Linked DNA regions of Homo sapiens: region 2 is linked to region 1. A link is a loop called in an ENCODE intact Hi-C map of the cell type or tissue named here. Cell type or tissue: heart left ventricle. All regions are shown on one strand.

Region 1 (5,000 bases):
CTGCAGCCAAGGAGTACTGTGGGTCACAAACCAACCAATTCAAATAGGTTTGAAACTGGGAGAGAAGAGAAGAATGCTTCTGAGCTTCATCTCAGCTGGAGAAATGGGGTAGAAAATGGGGCTCAGGCCCAAACAGCCTTTGGCGTGAGGGTCCTAGAAAGGAAGGGGAAGGTCCTCAGGCCCCCAGAAGTAATGGAAGAGTGTCTGATTCACAGCTCTGAGTTCAGACTCTGCTGGGGACTAGCCTGGAAGCATTCTGTACCCCAGCAGGGCTAGCCTAGAACCACACTGTGAAACCTGGCGTGCTTTTCCCTAAGTTACCTGGAGTATGGGAAGAAAACCCCATTTCCAGACACCAGGGAACAAGACATTCTCTGTCCCAGAGTAGAATGAATCAAATTGATTTAGTGCTGGGTTCCTGGGTGACATCGCTAATAACAAAGGAATAGTAACAATAATGATGAATATAATATGTTATGCTTGTACTGGGTTGTGCAAATGAGTTTACTGAATGAACTCTCATCCTTTACCTCAACTTATTCTCCAACAACCCTGTGTGGCAGGCCAGGAAGAGATTCTTACTTAGAACACAGGCTTCAGGGGGCCAGGACTTCTTTATTATTTTATTTTATTTTATTTTATTTTATTTTATTTTTTTGAGACGGAGTCTCGCTCTGTCACCCAAGCTGGAGTGCAGTGGTGTGATCTTGGCTCAATGCAACCTCCGCCTCCTGGGTTCAAGTGATTCTCCTGCCTCAGCCTACCGAGTAGCTGGGACAACCGGCGCACACCACCACACCCGGCTAATTTTTGTATTTTTAGTAGAGACGGGGTTTTACCATATTGGTCAGGCTGGTCTTGAACTCCTGACCTCAGGTGATCCACCTGCCTCGGCCTCCCAAAGTGCTGGAATTACAGGCCTGAGCCACCATGCCCGGCCAGGACGTCTTTAAATGTCAGACATAATTTTAAAAATATGCATATATACCCATTTATTCTGGGAGATAGTCCATGGTTTTTGATCTGTTCTCAAAGGACTCTGTGACTTAAAGTTAAGAACCACAGGCCGGGCGCGGTGGCTCACGCCTGTAATCCCAACACTCTGGGAGGCCGAGGCGGGCAACTCACGAAGACAGGAGATCGAGACCATCCTGGCTAACACGGTGAAACCCGGTCTCTACTAAAAATACAAAAAAATTAGCCGGGCGTGGTGGCGGGTGCCTGTAGTCCCAGCTACTCGGGAGGCTGAGGTGGGAGAATGGCGTGAACCCAGGAGGTGGAGCTTGCAGAGAGCCGAGATGGCGCCACTGCACTCCAGCCTGGGCGAGAGCGCGAGACTCTGTCTCAAATTAAAAAAAAAAAAAGAACCACAGGCCAGGTGCGGTGGCTCATGCCTGTAATCCCAGCACTTTGGGACGCCGAGGCGGGTGGATTATGAGGTCAGGAGTTCGAGACCAGCCTGACCAACATGGTGAAACCCCGACTCTACTAAAAATACAAAAATTAGCCGGGCGTGGTGGTGCCTGCCTGTAATTCCAGCTACTCAGGAGGCTGAGGCAGGAGAATCGCTTGAACCTGGGAGGCAGAGGTTGCAGTAAGCTGAGATCATGCCACTGCACTCCATCCTGGGCGACAGAGCAAGACTTTGTCTCAAAAAAAAAAAAAAAAAAAAAAAAGAGGAACCACAGTCCCTTGTGAGGGCAAGGGCTATGTCTCATTTGTGTTCTGGCACACAGCTGGGGTGAGTGAACGAGCCAAGCCCATTTTACAAGGAAGGCAGCCAAATTCACATTAGAATTTAATCAGAAATATCTGTAAAAACTCGAGAGAATCCATATATTTCCTAAAGATCTTAATTGAACTTTGGGTACTTAGAACACAGAGGCTGTTTGGCCAGGCGTGGTGGCTCATGCTTATAATCCCAGCACTTAGAGCTCCAAGGGGCTTACAGTCCTCTGAATCTAAGCCCAGGGCTTGTGTACTACAAGCTGCTGAGTCTGCTAAACTCCCCCCACCTTGGCAGCTGTGCAGCTGGGAGGCAGGAAAAGCCTTTCTTCCTCTGCTTGGAAGAAGAGAGCAGAAGCAGTGGTGATAGGATGCCTGGGGGGAACCTGGTGGCCATGCTGGGCTGATGTGCTCAGGGCTCCTGTGCCTTCTCCGCTATTCCTGGCACAGACAGTTGGCATCATGGCCACGGTAGGGGGCTGAGGCACTGCGGGGGCCCCTCAGGCTGAGAAATCGGCTGGAACAAACCAAATTATAATGCACAAACAACATCACCCTCAGCCTCCTGGCCTCAGAGCAGGAAAAGAGTGCCAGATGGTATCTAACAGCAGCTGTTGATCTCCATCCTGGTCTGAGCAGCACCACTGAGCCTCAGGCCAGTTTCTCTGGGAGCTGAAGGGCAGCCAGCACCAGCAGGAGGCCAGGCTCCCCTGACCCTGATCGTGGGCCCTAGCACGGCCTGCATCTCCGCCTGGGACACCCAGTTGGCCTGGAAATGCTCATCTATCGTTAGACTCACCTTCCCTGACTTCTCCCCACCCCTGGCTCCCAGGGCCCGCTGCTTTTGCCCAAAGCACTCAGCAATGAGACAGGGTTGTTTCTAGCTGGTGTCCCCCACTAGCCAGGAAGCACATGAAGCGCAAGGTCCCAAGACGGACCCATATACACCTGTCAGCTGGAGGAGGGTAAAGGGCAGGGACCTAGTGTTCTTCCTGAAAGTAGAAGGAACGGACAACAGGTCAAATTCGGCTGGTCACAAGGTAAGGAAGGAGGGAGATGACACTCTGCGGGAGCCCCTCCTCAGCAGAGAAGCAAGGCCTGGCCACGCATTCCTGGGTGATGTCAAGAAACGGCAAGATCGGTGGTGGCCATTCTGCTGATCCCTCTGCAATGCCAGCTGATGCTCTGGAAAGAAGGAACCAGCAAGCTATTCTCTCTGGACCCTCAAGAACCAAGCAGCCACCAGAGGGCAGCCTTTGGCAGAGGCTGAGCCCTTGGACGTTGGGCTTCTCCAATGGGTGACAGAGAGCATCACAGATCTAACGCCCTGTTGTACAGTGAGCCCATCTGCGGCTGGCTCCTCTGCCACTTAGGAGCCTCCGGACCTTGATCTGGCTCAGAAAAGGGAAAAGTAATGACAGAATCCACACCATGCATTTATTAAGTGCTCACTGTAACCAAGTTCGATGTGCTTGGTGCTGGAGAGACTGGAAAGGCGCTGTCAATGTAAGCTGGTGTGGTCATGACCCCGAGCCTCCAAGTAAACACTATTAATTACAGAGAAGCAGCCTGGTGTCGGCCAGGCGCCTATTTTGGAGTCACTTACTAGCTGTGTGCCCTTCAGCAGGTAACTTGACCTTTCTGAGCATCAGTTTTTCCATCTGTGGACTGGGCATAACAACCATCCTTCCTTTGTCACATAGTTTCAAGGACTAGATGAAATGAGTATAAAAGCCCCCAGTCCAGGGCCCTGTCTGAAACCTGGAGGCCATCCCAGCCTCCCTAGCAGCCGGCGCTCAAGTTACCTGCAGCTCGGCTGCCGTCACTTTGTGGTAGATGAGCTCCTCATCACGGCGCTTCTCCTGTGGGATGGTGATGTTGGCCAGTGCCGTCTCAAAGTCCAAGATCTGCTGCATCTGGGGCCGGATGGCCTCCTCGTCCCCGCCGCCCAGCAGCTTCCCCAGCTGGACCATGTAGTTCAGATATCCGGTCAGCACCTGCAGGGCCCATACCCCAAACTGTCAGTGGCTGCCCCCCCACTATCCACTGGACGAGAGTTGGTGGGGGGCTTGGCCAGCCAAGTCCGGCACAGGGAGCCAGGGGGCTGCACAGTGCCCCCAAGACACCCGTGGGGCCAGGTGTGGTGGCTCACGCCTGTAATCCTGGCACTTTGGGAGGCTGAGGTGGGTGGATCACCTAAGGTCAGGAGTTTGAGACCAACCTGGCCAACATGGCGAAACCCCGTCTCTACTAAAAATACAAAAATTAGCTGAGCATAGTGGGAGGTGCCTATAATCCCAGCTACTCAGGAGGCTGAGGCAGGAGAATCACTTGAACCCAGGAGGAGGAGGTTGCAGTGAGCCCAGATTGTGCGCCATGGCACTCTAGCCTGGGCGGCAGAGAGAGACTTTGTCTCAAAAAAAAAAGAAGAAGACACCCGTGGGAGACACAGCATTGAGAATGATCTCGGGGCCGTGTCTCTCTGCTGCTTCCCTACAGCCTCCAGGAGAAAGCCCAAAGTCTTGGCTCGTCTCACAGGTCCCCACCTGGGCTGGTCCCTGTCTTCCAGGGCTTGTCCTGGGGCTGTCTTTCCATTCTTAGAATGCATCTTTTCTGACCACCCCCCACCCGTGTTCCAAGATCTGAATTAGGTCTCCACGGTAGACTTTCTCAGCTTCACTTTCTCTTAGTTAAATAATATCCGCCTCGCCGACCAAACCACAGGCCCTGTGGGACGAAGGCTATGGTGGTCTTGTCTGCTACCATCTCCCCAGCATCAGGCACTCTGTGGGCGCTTGGTCAAGTACATGCCGGCGGAAGGATGAAAGGACAGATGAATGAGTTCCAGGTGAGGTCGCCCCAAGAGGCATCACAAGAGGCAGGCCAGGGGGAGGGAGAGCCATGGGCTTCGGAGCACGTGGATCCGGATGTGAATCTCAGGCTCGTCATTTACTGGCTATGTGACCTTGAGCAGATCACTTAGCATCTCTGAGCCTGATACCCTCTTCTGTAAAAGGCAAGACAAAACTAATTCCTGTTTGACAGATGAGGCAAATGAAGTTCAGTATCTGCAGGGTTAATGGGAGGGTCACAGGTGATGTATAAAGGGCCAGGCGAATTGTGGTAGCTGTTATTGCTGCCTCTGCCTCTCTCTAGAACCAGGACAAATGATACCTGTCTCTTGCCCCTTGTGTCCATGATGCCTGAGTGACACAGCCAGCCTAGGGGTGTCCCTCCCCTGCCAGGGTCTGCCTGTTTCACCCATCAGGTCACTG
Region 2 (5,000 bases), 340 kb after region 1:
GGCCCTGGGAGGCAGGGGTGGGAGTCCATTCAGAGGCCGGCCTCAGCCCCAGGGCTCTCCCCTCGCCCTGCCTCCCAGGGGCAAACACAGGGACATTCATGGCTTCCCAGAACGGCCTATGGGGCAGCCAGAGTGGCTTTTAAAATTAGCCTCGCTAACCAGATCTGGTTATTTCAGGAGGCTCCATCCCCTTGGCAAGGCGGGAGCAGGGAAGAAGGGAGGGACCTCCACATTCCAGGGTCCCTGGCTGAGCACCCCCTGTGGCCTGAGCAGCAGAGAACGTCCAGCTCCCAGTCCCCTGGCACGGCCGGCCCGGGCCTGCGGTCATCTCCTTGGCAAAGTTGCCCCAGGGTTGGCCATGGAGGTCCAAGAACACCCCAGCTGGGGGTGGGTAGGGGAGGACCCCCTTGTATTGGGCACGGGTTCTGTGCCAGCAGCCATCCCAGGTACCTTAGAGGCCAAGACAGCCTCTTCAGAGCAATAGGTAGGGGCCTTGTCCTCATTCTCCAGGTAAGGAAACAGACTCCTGGAGACAGGAGGCCCCTGCTGTGAGGTAGGGGAGATGGGGGAGGGCACGTCTTCCAGGCACCCAGGTCCCTCCACGGGAGGCCTCTTCCCTCCTGTGTCTGGAGGAACCCCCCGGCTGCTGTTTCCACTACCAGAGTAATTTCTAAGCAGAGTCCAGCGCTTCCCGGAGCCTGGTACCCCCCGCCCAAGTTCTAATTCCAGCCTCGAGTCAGAGTGTCCCGGCTCGCCCTCCCACCTCACAGCCCAGGGTGAGCACAGAGCTGGCGCGGGCACAAGAGAAATAGCACCGGACACTTTGATCCCAGAGGCCCGATCCGTTGCCAGCCTCCCCTGACCCCACCTCGGAGCTTGGAGGGATGCGGTAGGGTGAAACCCAGCCCCAAGGCCTTCCTTCCCGCAGACGGCCTGGCACCAGCTGGACAGGGATGGGGCAAAGGCAGGTTCTGCCCACCAAGCTGCCCACCTGCTCTGCCACAGCAGCCCCTGCTGCTCTGTCTCAGCTGTGGGATAGAGTGGAGTGGGGGTGCATTGCTAAGTACAGGGAGACAAGCCGGAGACCTCCCCCAGCTCTGTTATGGCAGCATCGTCACCCCAGGTAAACCTGGCAAGCTGAGGCCCAGGGAAGCACCTGACGCCGTCCATTCCCAAAGCCTCACATCTAGGCACCTGTGCTGGGCCCAGTGGCAGGTGGGCGTCCTCCACGCACTGAGCGGACCCCACGTGTTCTGAATTACGGACGTCATTGATCCCTTCCTGCGGTATGCACACTCTCTTCTTTGAGCCCACCACGTGCTGGGGCTGCACCCAGAACTTTATGAGGTGTCACCTCATTTAATCCTCATGCCAGGGTGCCAGCGAGGGCAGGGCTGTTAGCACCCCCACTGCACAGATGAGGAAACTGAGGCCCAGGGAGCCAAAATCGTGTCTGCATGGTCATAGCGCGAGGAGGCGAAGCAGCTCAGAGCTGATTCTGAAGAAGCTCTTAACCGTGGTGCTGAACTGTGATGCCGGCCCTGTGGAGGTGGGGCAGGAGGAGAGAGGGCAGAGGACTGCGGCGGAGGGATAGGGAGCAGGGGTGCGGCTGATGGGTGGGCAGTTCACAGGGGACTCACTGGGCCCAGAGCAGCCTAGAGCCAAACCGAGTTGGGTGGGGCTGGGGTTTGGGTGTGAGTCACCACCCATGGGTGGCCTGAGGCATCAGAGGGTCACAGAAGGGCCCTGTCGGGAAAAGTGTGGCACTCCCTGGACAAACCCCTGGGGTTCCTTCAGCATCATCCTGGGAAGGGGGCAGGGCCAGCAGGGGATAGGGGGCACTGCCAAGCTGTCAGGGAGGCCAAGGCACGGCTCATCCCTTCGGGGCCCAATTTGGTGCCTACTCCCAAATGTCCCCAAAGCCACCCCGCAGACCTGCTCTCCTCCGTGGTCCTGCCCCAGAGGGAGAGTCCCCTCATTCACCCAACACCCAGCCTGTACCCCCGGGAGCCACCCGATTCCCCCCTTAGCCCCACAGCCCATCAGGCGCTTGGTCCCCCTGCTCAGGCCCACCTGGTGTCCTTCTCAGCGTCCTCCTGGCCACCCTCTTACCCCAGCAACAACCTCGTTGGTCCCCTCCTCCCTCCACTGGTGCAGCCTCCACCAGCAACTACCGCTCCTGCCTGGGGCTCCCCCTGCCCTTGGCGCAGAGCCCTGGCCTCTCCGTCGGGAGTTCAAGGCCACATTGCCTCTGGCCTCATCCCTGCCCATCTCCCTGTCCCCTCCATTGTCACCTTCCCACCATTCAGAGCTGGCTGCCACCTTCCTGGTTCCAGGGGTGCTCTGCCTCCCCGCCCTTTACTCGAGGCCCCCTCCTGCAGCGTCCCTCCTCCCTAGGCCTTCTCAGGAACGGGGAGCAACTCCAGGAACTTTCCCTGACGCCTCTCTCCCCAGGCCCTGCTTGTGCACACCTCTCCTGTCCCCGGCTGCCCCTCATCACCCTTCGTCCTACTGTCCCAGCTGTGAGATCCTGGTAGAGGGACTTGGACTCATCCCCGTCTCCTGGGTCCCCATCGGGTCCCGTAAGTGGTCCCTTGGCGCCGCCTTGTGGCCATATCAGGGGATTCACTGAATATGAGAACAGGGAGAAGGAAGTAATTAATTGAGCACCTAATGTGTGCCAGACACTGTGCTGTATGTTTGATACGCACCAGCTCATTGAATCCTCACAACAAACCCTTGGGAGAAACACTACCACTCCTATTTTACAAAAGGAAACACTGAGGCTCACGGAAGCTAGTAAGTTTCTCAACGCCACCCACCCAGCTAACAAGAGACGGTCCCAGGACTCAAACCTAGGTCTGCCTGACAGCACAGCCATGTTCTTCCTGCAGTGGGGAAGGGGCCCAGGATGCAGGGAAGGACAGCACCCCGGGGAGGAAACCACGGGCGGTGCTCACAGAGCTGGTGGCTTGGCTTTGGAGGTGTCCCCAGGCCCAGCAGCTCTGATGGGGACAGGCTTGCTCCCTGCCACCTTGACATCCCTGGACATCTGTCTGGGGTCAATCTGGCCACGGTTCACACAAAGCCAGGCCCAACTCTGGGTACAATAGCGATAAATAGAATTTATTTTATACAACTGTTACCGACATCCACACGGCCACAGGGGCTTCCAAAATGGGTATTGGGGCCAGGAGGCTGGCCTTTGGCGTGACGCCTAAAAAGTGTGACCAGACACACAAGGGCTCCCAGCAGCTGTGCCGGGCTGCCCCCTCCATGGCGGTCGGGGGAGGCAAGGCCTGGACTCTCGGCCAGCTGAGACTCTTGGCCTGGAGGGCCCAGCATGGGATGGCAGGGGTTAAGCTGGGTGCTGGCTGAGGAGCCAGGTAGGTCCCCATCCCCCATGAGGGGGTTACTTGTCTGTCATGTGTAGGCAGTGGACAGGGCATCGGCAGACCTGTGGCAGAACTGGAGGGTCCAGGAGGCATACTGGGCACAGCCGGCTCCCTGCCCCTCAGCCCACCTGGGGCTCCAGGGACCTCAAGAAGCAGGGTAGGGTGATAGGAGGTCCCTGGGAAGAAAATCCTACCTTCTAAGGCAGGTGCATGTAATCACAGTCTTCAGTGACCTCTGAAATAATCTTGTCCATTTGTAGCAGACATGCCCAGAGAGGGAGAGTGACTTGCCCAGAGTCACACAGCAGAACCCAAATTGGAAACCAGGACCCGGCTCCCAACCCAGTGCTCACTCCCCCACATATCACATCCTCCTTGTGCTGCCTCCAGGGGCTAAGCTCTCCACACGGAGCTGTCTCAAACTCTCTCTCCCACCTTGTTCCCTCTGAGTCCAGAGGGATGCTCAGGGGTGATGGAGGCCCAGGGAGGGGGCAAGCCAGACCCCCAGTCCTGCTTCCACTGAGCAATCCCTGCCCCAGCCCAGACCCCCAGGCTGGGGGTGGGGACGATGCCAGCAGCTTCCCTGATCCCAGGTCTGGACGGCTCTGCCCTGCAGAGACAGCCCAGATGGGTGGGCCATGGGGAGGGTGGGGAGGCAGGGGGCAGCCCACGGGCTGGTGTTGGTCTTCAGGGCAGAGGTCTCGTCTGCCTGGGCTTGACACGGCACCTTCCCCTTGTGCTTCTGTGGCCTCATCTGCAGGGCAAAGGGGGATGGAGACACCATGAAACATGGCATGGTGGGTGGCTGGCACCAGTGTGCCCCAACTCTGCCAAGTCCCTGCCTCAGAGAACCCCACCCTGGGAGGGGCCCACCCTTGGAATTCCAGGCTCCAGGTCTTTCCATCCCATTGGGAACCCCTGAAACTTCTCCCCACCTGGCAACTGCCAAGTCCCTTTCACACTCCCATCAAATCCTCCAACAATGCAAGGGCAGAGGTCACGGGGAAGGGCCGTGGCCTGCCCAAGTCACCCAGCAACTGAGGACCAGGGGGCTCAAACCCAGATACATAGCTCCCACCCCAGAGAGGTGACAGAAGAACAGGGAGGAATCAGCTCAGCCCTCTACACACCCCCACCCTCTCCCACCAAACACAAGCTGAGGGGCTGGGTCTAACCTGCTCAGTTTCACCTTCAGAGGGGGTGGCCCGGCTAACAGCCCTGCAGACAGACAGTGGTGGTGAGGCAGGTGGCAAGACGGGAGAAGCAACGGGGCGGGAGACACAGGTGCACAAAGTCACTGGCTGTGTCCAGGCCGGGCAAGCCCCACCCCTCCTGGCCTAGCGGGGCCTAGGGGGACCTCTTGGTCGAGCCTCAGCTCCCAGCCTCCCCGCCAGCTCATCCCCTCCCGGGTGGGGCTCCCTCAGCACCAGCCCCAGGAGGCTGCACGTACCAGCTGGGGCATGTGCTGCTCAGATGCTTCCAGCTGGATCTTGATCTCGGGACACGCAGGGTCCCCCAACTTGCCGGCGTCTGGGTGGGGTGATCGAGAGGGGCCTGGGGAGGGGGGCAGGAGGGAGCCACCTCACTGGCCGCGGGGAGGCACCA

Evidence for each region. A loop is a pair of places that touch in the nucleus more often than their neighbours do. Peaks named below come from ENCODE experiments on the same cell type or tissue, not always from the same donor. Only the 100,000 strongest peaks of a DNase experiment are listed, where the experiment ranks them.
Region 2: a loop joins it to region 1, with 2.5 times the contacts of the local background. A loop is called at or near these places in 5 of 110 quality-filtered maps.

What each region holds. Positions count from the first base shown.
Region 1 is chr1:21,252,417-21,257,416 of GRCh38, forward strand. It overlaps ECE1 (endothelin converting enzyme 1), which reads right to left. Exons shown (of 19, transcript NM_001397.3): 8 at 3,531-3,722. Among named protein-coding and RNA genes, the nearest start is that of ECE1, 36 kb to the right of the region's middle. In heart left ventricle, CTCF peaks have their summits at 2,974 (motif pointing right) and 3,176; DNase peaks (open chromatin) are centred at 2,043 and 2,975; H3K27ac peaks cover 1,790 bases.
Region 2 is chr1:21,593,116-21,598,115 of GRCh38, forward strand. It overlaps RAP1GAP (RAP1 GTPase activating protein), which reads right to left. Exons shown (of 25, transcript NM_002885.4): 23 at 4,846-4,949; 24 at 4,571-4,613; 25 at 3,106-4,149. The coding sequence ends at 4,605. Among named protein-coding and RNA genes, the nearest start is that of LINC02596, 9.2 kb to the left of the region's middle. In heart left ventricle, a CTCF peak has its summit at 2,614 (motif pointing left); a DNase peak (open chromatin) is centred at 2,586.